2 separate regions of the Homo sapiens genome follow, and region 1 is linked to region 2. A link is a loop called in an ENCODE intact Hi-C map of the cell type or tissue named here. Cell type or tissue: IMR-90. All regions are shown on one strand.

Region 1 (8,000 bases), 260 kb before region 2:
AATTTCTCCTGGACCAAACACTGCTCTGATCCCAACTGGCAAGGCTGAAAGCAAGACTCAAAAGCATTCAACAGTTTCTAAGTAACCTAACTGCATCCCAGAACAAAGCTCAAAAGTATTTATAGGAATATAAAAATATCCAGCATCTGACAAGGTAAAATTTATGTTTGGCATCCAATTGAAACTTATCAGGCATGCAGGGAAGCAGAAAAATATGATTTTCGACATGGAGAAAAATCAATGAAAATGAACCCAGAAATGACAGGAATGATAGAATTAGACACGGACATTAAAACGTTTACTACAACTGGATTCTATCTGTTCAAGAAGCCAGAAGAAAGATTGGACATGTTAAGTAGAGACATGGAAGTTATCAGAAAAAGACCCAGGCTGGGCATGGTGGCTCATGCCTGTACTAGCACTTTGGGAGGCTGAGGTGGGCAGACTGCCTGAGCTCAGGAGCTTGAGACCAGCCTGGCCAACATGGCAAAACCCCATCTCCACTTAATATACAAAAATTAGCCAGGAGTGGTGGTGAGCACCTGTAAGCCCAGCTACTCAGGTGGCTGAGGCATAAGAATCGCTTGAACCCTGGAGGCAGAGGTTGCAATGAGCCGAGATTACGCCACTGCACTCCAGCCTGGGTGACAGAGCAAGGCTCTGTCTTCAAAAAAAAAAAAAAAAAAAAAACACCCAAAATCAAACTTCTGGAGATGAAAATGATGTATGGGATGAAAAATGACATGGATGTAATTAGCAGCAGATCAGATACTACAGAAGAAAAGATTTATGAACTTGGAGTGGGAGGTAGTGGTGTGGAACATCAGACAAAAATTTGAAGAAATATTGGCTGAAAAATTTCCAAATTTGATGGAAATGATAAATCCACAGATCTAAGAGTCTCAATGAACACAGAGCACGAGAATCATAAAGAAAACTACATCAAGGCACGTAACAACAACAACAGTGATAGAGAAACCCTTAGAAGCAAATGAAACAATGCAACTTCCGAGTTATACTAACATAGTTTTCTTATTTATGAATCACGTCTGAACTAATTCTTGTAATAGTAACATACAATATAATAGACTGCTTATATTTTACTTATGTTTGCAAAAAGATGTTCTGGGTGGGTTCCCACGAAATTATTACAGTGGTTAATTGTTAGGGGTTTGGAAACGGGGTGGATGTAGCATGAGGGTAGAAGAAAGATTTCCACAGATGCCCGAACTAGGTAAATGTGTAACCTGTTTAAAAAATTCATGTGTCTTTTTTTTTTATTACAAAAGGAATATATCGGAGGGAGGGGAACTAAGGAGTGACGCTAATGGACATGGGGTTTCTTTGCGGGGTGACAAAAATGCTGTGGCATTAGATAGTGGTGATGGTTGCACAATTTTAGTGAATATACTAAAAACACTAAACTGAACACTTTAAAAAGGTGAAGTTTACCAGCCTATGCAACACAATGAAACCCCGTCTCTACAAAAAATAAACAAAATTAGCTGGGCATGGTGGCAGGCACCTGCTAGTCCCAGCTACTCGGAAGGCTGAGGCGGGAGAATCACTTGAGCCCAGGAGGCAGAGGTTGCAGTGAGCTGTCATCGCACCACTGCACTCCAGCCCGGGTGACAGAGACCCTGCCTCAAAAAAAAAAAAAAAAAAAAGGTGAAGTTTAGGATGTGAGTTATATCTCAGTTAAAAATTAAGGCTGAGCACAGTGGCTCATGCCTGTAATCCCAGCACTCTGGGGGGCTGAGGTGGGCGGATCACTTGAGGTAAGGAGTTCGAGACCAGCCTGACCAACGTGGTGAAACCCCATCTCTACTAAAAATACAAAAATTAGCCAGGTGTGGTGGCAGGCGCCTGTAATCCCAGCTACTTGGGAGACTGAGGCTAGAGAATTGCTTGAATCCAGGAGGCGGAGGTTGCAGTAAGCCGAGATCATGCCATTGTACTCCAGCCTGGACGACAAAGTGAGACTCCATCTCAACAAGAAACAATTTAATTAAAACACAGGAAAAAGAAAAACATACATGTTCATTGTTTAAAACAATAGAAATTCAAAGAACGTTCATAAAGGAAGGGTCCTAAAAGATCATGACATCCAGGGCTTCTCAGTGACCACAGAACGAGTTTGGACGGAGGGGCCCTCATCCCATCTGCCTGGGAAAATTGCCTCCTGAATTCTATTCCTGGAGAAGTACAAGGCACAACAGCCTGCAAAGGCTCTGAAAAGTCCTGTAGCAAAGATGTCTATTTTAACTTTGTGGCATGCACTATTGACTAAACGTATTTGGTATGTATGACCATGACCCGCCCCAACCCCTTTATTTTTTCCTGGAACTCTTGTTAGCACTAGAACTGTGGAACACAGATCATGAAGGCTTTGTGACTTGTCCAAGGTCACACAGTTTACTGGTGGTAGATTTCATGAATCTGACACAGAGACTTTCTAAATCCAACACAATCCAGTCTCGGAGGTCTCGAGCTGAGATCACTGAGTAACAAGTGCTTTTACTGAACTTTTAATTTCCTACACATCCCTGAATTGCACGATTCTATGTTGCTCCTGAGTGGCTGCTGGAGGGGTTCTAAGCTTCAGTCTTTATGTTCCCTGGCCCTTCATAAATGCAAAAAGAGTTTCCACTGGATAGGGATCCCACTGTTTTCTTGCCTTTTTTTTTTTTTTTTTTGAGATGGAGTCTCGCTTTGTCGCCTAGACTGGAGTGCAGTGGCGTGATCTCGGCTCACTGCAACCTCCACTACCCGGGTTCAAGCGATTCTCCTGCCTCAGCCTCCCAAGTAGCTGGAATTGCAGGTGTGTGCCACCACACCCGGCTAATTTTTGTATTTTAAGTAGAGATGGGGTTTTGCCATGTTGGCCAGGCTGGTCTTGAACTCCTGAGCTCAGATGATCCGCCCGCCTCAGCCTCCCAAAGGGCTGGGATTATAGGTATGAGCCACTGCACTTGGCCTGTTTTTAAGTCTCCCTACAACACAGAGTTCACTGGAAGGGGAGTTTATGTGGATGCAGACAGTCCCACAGTCTCAGATTAGTATTCCTCTTTTCTCTTACCCTGACCACTTACTAAAATTGAGAGTTCAGGAAATAGAAGCGAACTTGGAAAGAACATGGCCCATCAAACCTGAAGTGAGGCTAACAATGTCAATCATAATAACGATAATTAACGTTTAGAGAGCGTTAGTTTGTGCCAGGTGCGCTCTAAACACTTCACATACATTAACTCATTTAGTCATCATAGCACCCCACGAGTAAAGTACTCTTAGTGTCCCCATTTCATAGGGAAGGAAACTGGAGGACTGAGAAGTAACTGAGCTCAAGGTCACAGGGCTGGTTTGCAGCCGTATTTGGAGGTTAACTCAACCTGACTTCAGAGTCCCTGCTTTTAGTTGTTTTTAACTACCATGCTAAGGAAGGAATAACAGAGATAATAAAAAGAAAATCTAGCCTTTATGGATCTCATCTGTGGTGCCCATGAATCATGTTATTTAGTCTCCCAAAGCCTCATGTTGTCACCTCTCTCACTATGATACCAGTTTCACAGGTGAGGAAACTGAGGCACAGAGAAGTCCATGTGCTTCCCCAACTCATGCCATTGTGTGTGGGGTACTGCCAGGACTGACCACAGGCCAGGTCCAGAACTCTTAACAACTCTGTGGCACCAGAAACTTCTTATAACACACTCTGGAGATTTTTTTCCCCCTCTTTTTAATCTTTGTGGTTATTTCTGTGAATAGCAGTGTTTTACCAGAAGAAGCCAAAAAGAAAAAAAATCAAACCCATAAGAAACACACTTCAGCTATAAAAACCCCAGGGTGAACTTAAAATAAAGAAAATAAACAACTCTGCAAAGGCTGAACAAGAGCTGTGAACTTTTTTCTTTTACATTTATTGTATATTCCATGGAGGGGCAGTGTTATCCAAACAGATACAGATCTCAAACCAGGGCCTTACGGGGTGATGGCTGTGCTAAAGTTTTTGGAAGTTTATGAGATTAGCTAGAAGACCTAGTGGGAGGCATCCTGGCTTGTCTAAAGCTTGCTCTGTGATCTTCCGTAAGACACTCTGTTGCAGTGCCTCAGTTTACTCATCTGTAAAATGATGAGGTGAGCCCCAAGAGCATCCTTTTTTGCTTCTAAAAATTATATATTTTTTCTTTTTTTGAGACAGGGTCATGCTGTATTGCCCAGGCTGGAGTGCAGTGGGGTGATCATAGCTCACTGCAACCTTGAACTCCTGGGCTCAAGCAATCCTTCCACCTCAGCTTCCTGAGTAGCTGGAACTACAGGTGCACACCACCATGCCCAGCATTTTTTTTTTTTTTTTAAAGATAGGGTCTTGCTCTATTGCTCAGGCTGGAGTGCAGTGGCATGATCACGGCTTACTGCAGCATTGACCTCCCAGGCTGAAAAGTGATCCTCCTACCTCAACATATTGAGTAGCTGGGACTACAGGCATGCATCACCATGCCCAGATAATTTTTTTTTTTTTTGTAGAGATGGGTTTCACCAGGTTTCCCAGGCTGGTCTTGAACTCCTGGACTCAAGCAATAAATATACCTGCCTTGGTCTCCCAAAGTGCTGGGATTATGGGCCAAAATTATGGTTTAAATTCTTAGAAAGGAAAAAGACTCATGCTAGCTTCTCACCATGGGCCAATTTCACAAAATCAGCATTTTCAGGCCTAAAAGTTCATAAGCCTCAATCTTCTTTATTTTCTTCTTCCTCTGAGAAACTAAGCTCAACCAATGTCTTCCATTCTGAAATGCTCTCAGTAGTTCGAGAGTTTATTTCTCCTCTGGAACAACTCAGAAAAAAAAAAAGTTAATAGGAAGCACATGGGCATGGTGTGTGAGCGTTCTGTGTGTTTGTGTTTGAAAAAAATACTTAAGGAGGAATATGTCAGGCTTGCAAAATGCCTGGGCTGTCTCAAGAGCAGTTTATAGCCATTAGCATCAGACTGAAGGCAGTTAATTGGGACGAAGCCCAGCTGCTGCCGCTGCCCTTCTGTCATCTGGGCTGTGAGGAGGATAAGAAAATAACCTGGACGATTCCCATGGTAGGGCGAGAAGAGAGCTGGAGACGTTGGCTGGTGGGGATTGAGGTGGGGGGTGGGGCCCTAGGCTCACCCCTGAGAATCACCTTCTAGATGGATCTAAGAGAGTGTGAAGGGCAGGATGGCGTGAGGGTTATGTGCCTGGGCGACTGCCTGGCTCATTTCCCACTGCCATGGCCGTGTGACCTTGGGTAAGTGACTGAAACATTTTATGCCTCAGTTTCTCCACCTGTAAGATGAGGGCAGTGGCAGTGCTCATGTCACGGGGCTACTGGGGAGATTAAGCCGCATGTTTATGTGCAGACATTAGGACAGTTCCTGGAGTCCTGAAGGAGTCCAGGAAATCTCATCATTTAGAGGAAGTGGCACCAGAGAAACTGGAGTCTGAATCCCAGCTCTGAACACTTATTGGCTCTGCGGTTTCAGGCAAGTCACTTGCCCTCTCTGAGCCTCACTTTCACCATCTATGAAAGCAGGGCTTATGGTGCCCACCTCACGCGGTTGCTGTAAGAAGAAAGAATATTATTCTGCATATCCTGCTCTGGGGAGGATAGGATGAGGCTCCTCTGGAGTCCTTGAACACTGTGAGCCTTTTCCTGCCGCGGGGCCTTTGCTCTTGCGTTCCCGCTGCCTGTACGGCCCGGCCCAGCTCTGGCCCCTCCTGTGGCAGCCTCCTTTCCATCGGGAGGCCCCTGACCACCTGCTGAATGCCGATCACCACTCCTGGTCCATACCACTGCTCACGGTCCAGCATGCCACCATGTTTTTGTCTGTCACAGGCTTTATCAAAATCTATAATTATCTATCTACTTGTCAATTGATTACTGTCCATCTTTCTCCATGAGGAGATTGTCTTTGTGTGCTGCTGTGCCCTCAGTGCCTAGAAGGGTGCCAGGTGTCAAGCTGGTGCTCAACATACGGAATGAATGAATGAATGAATGAATGGGGGCCTCTCCTACATAACTTAGATCACTTATTGTGTGGCTGAGGGGGTGTCAAAATGGGATACGGGGACCGGGTCTCCATTTCAACCTCTGTGGCCTCAGAAGCCCTGAGGCAGTAAGTCCAGTTTCTATTTAAAGAGCTGGAAAAAAACTGGCTTGAGATGGACTCAAATACAAGTTGAAGTTCAGTACCTTCACACACCTCCTGTTATCAGGGCCGGTGCCATCATTCACTCCCCACTTGGAGAGATGGGTCTCAGGAGTTTACTCCCTTCAGTGGGCCTCAGAAAGGCCCGACTGGGGACACAGACGTGAGAGCAGAAGCAGAGGAGGCAGGAAAGTGCCGGGGTTACAGCGATGGGCTTTGCAGTGAGGCTGGGGGTTGGGATTCCACCAGGCCCCCAAGACATCTGACACAGTCCCTTTGCCATTATGCTTACAATAAAATCTAAAATCCTTGCCCTGGTGTTGGACAAATCAGTCATTCCTTCTATGCCTCAGTTTCCTCTTCTGTGAAATGGGAATAATACAGTACCGTTGCTTGAGAGCGTCATGAAGGTTGTATGAGAGAACCCACAGAGCATCACCTGGCACCTAGCATGTTTGGTCAAGGCTGGCTCATGGCATCACTGACAAACTTGGACACAGACCTTACCAGGAAGCTATTCTCAGGGCTGGGCATGAATGCTTATCACCTGCTTTCCCTACACACATACCTAAGATTATTTATTCTCCTTTCACAATTTTTTTTTCCTGAAATGCTGCCCTTGACAATCATTTTTATTACTTCCTTAATAAAAAATTAAAATAATAAAGATGAAGTGATAGTACTTCCAAGTAGTTGCTTTTAAAAGAAAAATACTATCAAAGCTGGGTACAGCAGCGCACAGCTGTGGTCCTAGATACTCAGGAGGCTGAGGTGGCAGAATCACTTGAGCCCAGTCTGGGCAACATAGCAAGACTCCATCTCAAAAAAAAGTACAATCACACATCAGCCCACCATCTTATCATTTTACCCTTTCAGACCCTTGATGGTAATTTTTAGCAGCTTATATAAAGGGAAACAGCAGAATGGGGATCCCCATAATTACAGCCACCAGCCCCCTGCTCCATGCATCAACTCCAGCATGCTCCCAAGGGGGCACCAGAACAGAGAAGGGTTCTTGGATGGTAAAAGAGTGGAGATGAGCATGGGAGAACCCAGTAAGCCAGTTCCTTATGGCAGGTGGGTGGAGGGTTACACAATGGAGTTCTTTCTTCCTTAAGGCCACCCTCTAGGGCTGCAGAGCCTTGATCCTCCTGCCTGGAATAACAGCTTCTTCACCCGACTGTCCAATATTTCCACCACCCGACATTTCTGAGTCTCTACAATAGACTTGCCTGTCCCATCACACTTAAAATACAAGCAAACTCCTTCCCATATCCCTCAAGGCCATGTGTGATTGCGCCTTGCTCTTTCTCCAAGATTCTCTCCTCCTACATGCCTTCTGACTTTGCTCCAGTCTCACTGGTCTCAGCTCTGTGCCTCCAATACATCCAGACATTTCCCTGCATGCACAGTTTGTACAGGCTGTTCCCTCTGCCTGGAATGCTCTTCCCTAAGATGTCTATGTGGCTGCTCTGCCTCACCCTTTGGGATTCTGCCCAATGTCATCTCTTCAAAGAGCCTTCCCTGGTGATTTGATCTAAAGTCACAAATCTCACCTTTCCTGACCTCCCAAGTGCTCATCACTCTTTATGCAAAGACCAGGTTTATTTGCCTTATTACATTCAACCCCTTCCCAAATCATCTGGCTTATTTGCCGACTTTATCGTTAGTCTCTCCCCACTGCCAGGTAACGACCATGAAAGGCAGATCTCGTATCTATTTTCTCCACTCCTCGAGATAGAGCCTGGCACATAGTAGGTGCTCAAAAAATCTGCTGAATGAATGAATGAATGGACACCCAACTTAGGTGGTCCTTAGAGATGGGCAG
Region 2 (8,000 bases):
CCATTCATTCATTCGTTCATTCACTCATTCATTGAGCATCTATTTCTTGAGTGCCTGCTATGGGCCAAACACTATTTTGGGTGCTGGGAACAAAGTGAGGAGACCCCATTCTCATGGAGCTCATGGTTGGGTGGGTGAGGGGCATGTTTGATGGGGGGTGAGACAGACGAACAAGAGGGCAAATTGGTGACAACTTTCAGTGGTGATGGAAGCCATGAAATAAACAGGAAGATGGAAGAGAGGATGCTGAGAGAGCAGCCGGCTTAGCCGTTAACCCTGGGCTTTCTCAGAGTGACTTGAGGACAGACGCTATAAGCTGCTTGCTGTGTCTGGCACCCATGGGCCCTCTCTAAGTGCATGCTAGACCAGGTAGACCTTGGGACCCCAGAGGACCTCAACATGAGGCTCAGGCACATGGTTCCCAGCACTGAAATTCCACATTCCTGCACCCAGATAAATGGTTAGACCCATTTGAGAAAGAGCCCAGTGGTCCCTACTAATCAATAAACCAAGGAGTTGGCCCTTCTGGCCTCAACACTCAAAGAAGGCTCTGCCCAAAGGTACTGAGAACCAGAATATCTCTGCGGATAGAGTCTCTGGGGCTTGTGAAAGCCCAGATCGCAGGGTCCACCCCAGCACCTATGGTTCCCTGTCTTTCCGTGTACCACATCCTTGGGGTGTTCCAACCTGCCTTTCCAGCAAGGTGCTGGTGTGTGCGGAAGCTGCTGGTCTGAGAATCACATAGCAATGCTGACCTGGAGGCTGGTTGGTTGGAGGCAGGGCCTGACACGGAGGGCAGGAGACAGAGCCTGGCAGGCCTAGCAGCAGTGCAGTCCAGATATCTTGACCACTTTTGCTGGGTCTCTTGTCTCCCAGGAGCTTCTTGGTCACTTACTATGAACCAAATGCTCAGCGAGGGCTGGGGGTCCTTGCCTTCGGGAGCCACTGGAGTTTAAGCCAGTGCTGGGGAGTTTGACACACAGGGCTGCTGAGACTGTCTCATGGAGGACTAGTGTCCCCGGTGGCTCAGCATGGCCTCATCTCTCCAGTGGGGCTCAGCTTCCAGCAGGCACCAGCACCCCTAGGAAAGTGGGACCCCGAGCGTCCTGGGGAATTGCCTTTGGAGCTGGGTCCTTTCACAGACAGCCGCCATCTGTCGGGAAGGAGGGAGCTGGGTCGCGGGAGAGTGTGGTATATGGTTGTTAAAATTGATCACTAAGCCTGAAAGATTGAGTTCAAATCCCAATCTCCTCACTTCCTGGTTGTATGACCTTTTGAAGTTCACTTAACCTCTGTGAGCCTCAGTTTCCTCATCTGTAACGCTGGGAAACAATAGCCAGTATTTTCAGTGTTAGCCATCCTTTTATGGGTCATTGACTGTGCCAGGCTCTGGTGTTGGGCACACAGCAGGGAACAAAACAGACCAACAGGCTGCTCTTGGGAGACTGCTTTCTAGTAGGGGAGAGAGGACTTTTTTTTTAATAAGAAGAATAAATTATATGGCATATTCAAAGGAGATAAGTGCTACGAATATGGGAAACGTTAGAGAATGAGCAGCCCAGTTTCTTCAACAAACACACTGCAAGGAGAAAAACAGAAGAAGGGGGAACCCATAGATTTAAAAAGACCTAAGGAACAGCTCAGCTGTCATAAACAACCTCGTTTAGATCCTAGTTTGAACAAATGAAGGCGAAAATGAATTGAGAGAATGAGGGACATCTGAACGTGGACTGGAATTCTGGTAACACTAAGGAATGACTGGTAATGTTTGAAGTCAGGATAATGGTATTGAGGTTACGCTGGAAGAAAATCCTGATTTTGGTGACATTCACAAAATGTAAACAGATGAAATGAGGTGGTGCCCAGATCTGTTTCAAAACCATCCAGTGGGGAGGAAATCAGTGAAGCCAGATGGACCGTACACGGGGCTGGGGGGTGAGTGTGTGGGGTTGATCTTACTGTTCTCTCCACTTTTGTTTGGATTGACAATAAAACATTTACAGAGAAATCAAAGTCTTGCTCTGGCTTCTCATGTCACTCAGAGTAAAGCGTGGTCCTCTCAGTGTCCCCCACAGCCCTGTGAGGTCTGCTCCCCAACTTCCTCTTTATCCTCCCCACCCCTCGCCATCCCTGCTCACCCAGCACTCACCGATTGACCTTCTCGCACCTCCTGAGCCACCCAGGCTCGCCCCCTGGGGGCCTTTGCACCTGCTGTTCTCTCTCCCCTCCCCCGCAGCTGCCCTCATGCCTCGCTCCCTCCAAAAATTCAAGCCTCTGTTCAAATGTCACCTCTCAGTGACACCTTCCCTGAGCATCCCGCTTAAAATCCAAACCCCATTTAGTGCCCTCCTCCGGGTTCCCTGCTTTCATTTCTCCATGGCACTTCTGCCCTTATCATAGACTGTACTGCAGCGTTTACCGATTATTTTGTTTGTCACCCTCACTGGAATGTCACCTCCATGATGACGGGGATTTTTGTGTTTTTATTCCCAACTACATCCTTTGCATCTAGAAAGATGACTGGCACATAGTGGGTGCTCAAAAAATTCCGTTGAATGGATGAATAAATGCAGACACAGACACTGATGAAGGTCTTACGATAAAGGAATACCCTGAAAGGCTTGCGGAGGGTCCCTGGACAATGGGATCATGGGGAACCACTATTCCCTTTGTACTTATTTATATTTTTACACATGTTTCTATAATGACTAGTAATTATTTTTGCAATCTGAAAGAGCAAACAAACAATGATATTTTAAATAAAATGCAAGGGGTTCCCATTTTTATTAGAATGAAATTGAGTCCTTATCCTCCTTTGGTACTGTCCCTCTTTATCCTCACTAATGAAAGAGAAGCAGAAAGTGCTCCTTCCTCCCACATGCTGAATGCTAGGCTCTGGGAAAAGCAGGTGTATTAGTCTGTTCTCATCCTGCTATAAAGAAGTACCCGAGACTGGGTAATTTATAAAGAAAGAGGTTTAATTGACTCACAGTTCTGCATAGCTGAGGAGGTCTCAGGAGACTTACAATCATGGCGGAAGGGGAAGCAGGCATGTTTTACATGGTGGCAGGAGAAACAGCGAGACTCTGAAGGAGAAACTGTCAAACACTTATAGAACCATCAGATCTTGTGAGAACTCACTCACTATCATGAGAACAGCATGGGAAAAACCGCTGCCATGATCCAATCACCTCACTCCATTGACACATGGGGATTATAATTCGAGATGAGATTTGGATGGAGACACAGAGCCAAATCATATCAAGGGGGGAGCAGGGGCAGCAGGCTTAAGTGTCATCCTTCCTTCTCTGCTGCCGTATATGGCGCCACCACCTGCCCAAAGGCCCAGGAAGGAGACTTGTAGGCATCTGAGACCACTCATGTTCCTCATGTCCCATGTTCCACCCCTCACCCTGTCCTGGGGGGATCTTTATCCAAAATAGGCCTTTCCCCTTTCTCATGTGAACTTCCAGCGTGCCAGGAGTGTCCCTGCAGCTCCTGCAGCCTCCTGGTGGTCATCCAGGTCCCCATCCAAATGTCCCCTACTTTGAGAGGCCCCCCCAGGGACACAGCCCAGATCTCTCACTCCATCACTGTGCATTGCCCCATCTGAAATGACCCTGGATGGGGTCCATCTCCCCCAGACAGAGCACACACCCAGTTGATCTCCTTGCTTGTCACAGCTTCCCACACATGGGGGCTCAAAACACATCTGCTGAATGGATGTGTGCTGATGTGGTTTGGAGGTTTGTCCCCTCCAAATCTCATGTTGAAATGTGATTCCCGTGCTGGAGGTGGGCACTGTGGGAGGTGATTAAATCCTGGGGGTGAGTCCCTCAGGAAAAGTTTAGTGCCACCCCCTTGGCGATGAGCGACTTCTCCCTCAGTTCATGCCACATCTGGTGGTTTAAGAGCCTGGGACGCCCCCCTTTTGCTCCCTCTCTCACCATGTGATGCACCTGCCCCTCCTTTGCCTTCCGCCATGATTGGAAGCTTCCTGAGGCCTCCCCAGAAACAGATGCCTGTGCCATGCTTGTATAATCTGCAGAACCACCAGCCAATGAAACCTCTCTTCTCTGTAAATTACCTAGCCTCAGGTATTTCTTTACAGAAATTGAAAAACGGCCTAATACACAAGCCCTGACTCCGCAGCGGTGACCAGGGACTGAGGATGACATGGGCTTGTCAGACAAAGGGAAAAGCTTCTGATAGAATGTTATGTGAAAATCCAGGCTGCAAAATCATGTGTACTGGCTGATGGCCCCTGTGTTGGAAAGCAAAACAAAACAGAATAAAAAATGTCAACAAAGTTGTCTGGGGAAAAAGGAAGAAACTATTCACTATTTAAATGTTCAACTGTCCCAGGAGGTGGGATTCTGGGCAATGTAGGTTTCTTTGTTCTGCTTTTTTGGGCTTTCCGCAGTTTTCTTTAAGGCACACCTACTCCCTTTACGATGAAAAAAGTGGTACATAGGAGGCAAAGGAACCCTCGCGCCCTCTGCTGTTCATCATTTGCTACTGCAATGCCCCTCCCAGGATCTGCCGGAAGTGCTGTGTGGGGGTGACAGGTGTTCCCCCCCACCCCCTAAATTTCAAAGCAGGCTTTTCCTGTATCAGAAACGGATGTCAAAGGGAATCATGACAGACTCTCCCATCCCCCGGGAGTCTTTCCAAATTCCCCTCAGTCCCCTCATCCTCTGCGGAAGGCCCCCAGAGCTCCATTCCCACACCCAGGTCAACTCCCCCTGCGTCCCTGTCCCTCCTAACTCCTTTCCCCGTCCCTTGATGAGCTCTAGGAGTGGGAGGTGCATGAGGACAGCAGAGTCAGGCCTCTGGGTTGAAATCCTGTGTGTCCTTGGACATGTCACTTAGCTGCACAGGACCTCAGTCTCCTCATCCATATAATGGGACAGTGAGGAGCCAGGTTTTCTCAGCCTCAGCACTGCTGACATCCCACCCGGATCGATGTTTGTTACGTGGGCTTGTCTTGTGCATTGTAGAAAGTTTAGCAGCATCCGTGGCCTCCACCCACTAAATGTCAGCAGGACCCCTCCTGCCTAGGGCCGACAGCCAAAACGGTCTCCAGACATTGCTGAGTGTCTCCTGGGGCACAAACTCACCCCAGGTGAGACCACTGCAAGCCTCGTTTCTGTCAGTCATTACACTTTGCATCGTGCTACAGTTTTCTGCGGTTAGAAGGTGCTCAGAAAATACCAACTGAAGGAGAATTTAGGGATAATCTGCTCTGAAAACAAAAAAGAGGAAGAAGGAAGAGCAGGGATTGAAAGGGAGGCCTGATGCTCTCGTCCCCCGCGTCCTCCACCCCAGCTAGCTGCTGCCTGCAGGCGAGGTCAGTTACATCTTGGCCCCATCAATGTCCCCCTGCCCTTGCCTGAGCAGGCCTCAGGCTGCAGAGTTGGGACGGGCCTCCCAGGCCCCCTTCGTGCTGGGCCTGTTGTGCTTGGCCCTGCCTGCGGTCTCCACCGAGAGGAGAACGTACTCAATTAACCTACAAAAAACAATAGCAAAAAGGGTCAGAGTGATTGTGAAAAAGAAAAGGTGCTGAAAGATTCTGGCAAACAGGCCCCCAGTGGGGGTGGACAAGGGCAGCCAAAGAGTTTGGCTAAAGTGGGAGAAAACTCAGCAGCGTGGGGGCACTGGTGTCCCCTTGAGGGGACAAGGTCAGCTAGGAAAACAGACTTACTCCATTCCTTGGCCTGTGGGCCTCCCATTTTTGAGTGTGGAGGCAAGGAAAACACAGCTGGAGCCAGGTCTCCTGGGTTCCCTACGCTGGGGTGGAGGGGGGCACAGAGAGCCTCAGGAAGTGTTTGCAGCATTGCGGGTCTTGCTGGCGTGGGGGCAGATTCTTACCTCCTCAGTTCCTGGAGGGAGAAGATCTTTATATCCCCAAAGCCTACAGCTCAAGGAATCAGCGATTAGCATAGTGGAGGGTTCTGCTAGGCAGTCTCTCTGTGTGGCTGGAGCTGAGGCCCCTGCCCTATGGCCCTCCCCTGGGGAGAGTGGCCTCTACTGTTAGCAATGATCCTCAGGTACTAAGGGCCAGGCACTGTACCAAGCACTCTATACATTTTACCCTAATTCATCCTTCCGATCCCACTGTGTGATAGCCTCTAGTTATCTGTTTATGTGCACATAGTAGGTATGCATATTTTTGTGTACCTACTATGTGCATATTTGTTGAGCACCTACCAGTGCCAGGTTCTATCCTTGGTGGTGGAAATTCAATGATGAGAAAAAACATGTGGGAATGCAGAACAGCTGTCAGGCTCCTCCATCACCAGTGGTAATGTAAAATGGTGCAACCACTCTGAAAAACGGCATGGCAGTTTCTCGTGACGTTAAACACACACTTACATGATCCCGCAATCCCGCTCCTGGTGTGTAACCTACAGAAATGAAAACCTTTGTTCATGCAAAATCTAGTACATGCAGGGTTAGAGCAGCTTATTCCCAATCACCAAGAACTAGAAACAATCCAAATGTCCCTCGCCTGGGGAATGGATTGACAAGTGGCTCATTCATAGGATAAATTACGAGTCAGCAATAAAAAGAAACAGACGATTGATGGATGCAACAACATGGATGAATCTCAGAAGCATTCTGCTGCAAGAAAGAAGCCCGTCCCCAAAGGCTGCAAGCTGTGTGTCTTTTATATGACACATATTAAATAGAAAAGGCAGAACTACAGAGGAGAGACCAGATCCATGATTGACATCGGGCAGGGTGGCAAAAGGGCCTCACTATCCAGAAGTTGCTTGAAGATATTTTTGGAGATGATGGAACTGTTCTGTGTCTTGATTTTGGTGATGGTTGCATGACTGTGCATTTATCAAAGCTCACAGAACTGTACTCCAAAAAGTGAATGTTACCGTATGTAAATTAAACATAAATTTAAAAAAAGAAAAACAGATATGAACCTTGCTTTTGTGGAAATTACGTTCCAATACATGGAGAGGAAATAAACAAATAGGCAAACAAATATACACTTAGTGAGGTGGGATATGGAGAAAAAAAAGGGACAGAAGAAGTTGGGTGGGGTGGAAATCTAGGTGAGCAATCAGGATGGGCCTCACTGAGGAGGTGACATTTGAGCAGAGGTCAGAAGGAAGCAAAAGAAGGAGCCATGTGGATACCTGGAGAAGATGGTTCCAGGCAGAAGGAAGGAGCTTGCTTGGTGTGTTTAAGGAACAGCAAGGAGGCCACGGCAGCTGGAGCACAGTGGGGAGTGCGGGGAGCTGAAATGGGGCAGAAGGTACCAGGAAGCCAGATCTCCAAGAGCTTTGAAGGCCATGGTAGAGTTTCAGTTCTTGCTCTGAGTGAGTGAGGTGAGAGCTCTGGGAGCCGAGCAGAGGAAGGCAGTGATGTACTTACTTATTTTAGCAATTGATCTGGTGCTGTGTGTGAGGCACAGACTGTCAGGGGTGAGGTGGAGTCAGGGACCAGCAAGGAGGCAGCTGCCACGGCCCAGGCGGGAAGCAATGCAGGCCTGGACCAGTGTGGTAGTGATGGAGGTGATGAGAAGTGGTCTCGCTGTGCATACAATTGAAGGTAGAACCCACAGGTTTTTCAGACCAATTGAAGGTAAGGCTTGTGTGAACGAGAGTTCTCGAGGGTAACTCCAGTATTTGGGGCTCAACTTCTGGAAGAATGGAGCTGTCATGTACAAAGATGGGAAAAGTGGCTGGAGAAACAGATTTGAGGAGAAAACCAGGAGTTCTTTTATTATCCTCAATTTAGCAATGAAGCAGCTCAGGCCCAAAGAGATTGACTCCCTCGTGCAAAGTCACCCAGCCAGTGTGGGATGCAGATGAAACTGGAAACAGGTCTGCCTAACCCCTGAGCTCTGTCCCTTCTGCAGGCTCCTACTCTAGACCAAGAAATGGCTGGGCTCAATGATACTCAAACTGTGGCCCCCTGAGCTTGTTAGAAATGCAAATTCCTGCGTTCCACCCAAGGGGGCATTTGACATGTGCCTGTGT

What was found. A loop is a pair of places that touch in the nucleus more often than their neighbours do. Peaks named below come from ENCODE experiments on the same cell type or tissue, not always from the same donor. Only the 100,000 strongest peaks of a DNase experiment are listed, where the experiment ranks them.
Region 1: it touches region 2 in a loop (7-fold over the local background); 11 of 110 quality-filtered maps call a loop at or near these places.

Annotation. Positions count from the first base shown.
Region 1 is chr20:47,016,323-47,024,322 of GRCh38, reverse strand. All of the region lies in intron 5 of EYA2 (EYA transcriptional coactivator and phosphatase 2), which reads right to left. Among named protein-coding and RNA genes, the nearest start is that of EYA2-AS1, 120 kb to the right of the region's middle. In IMR-90, a CTCF peak has its summit at 3,945; DNase peaks (open chromatin) are centred at 3,852 and 4,932; H3K27ac peaks cover 1,763 bases.
Region 2 is chr20:46,754,777-46,762,776 of GRCh38, reverse strand. No RefSeq gene overlaps it. Among named protein-coding and RNA genes, the nearest start is that of SLC2A10, 49 kb to the right of the region's middle. In IMR-90, CTCF peaks have their summits at 3,311 (motif pointing left), 3,512 (motif pointing left) and 4,504 (motif pointing left); a DNase peak (open chromatin) is centred at 4,476.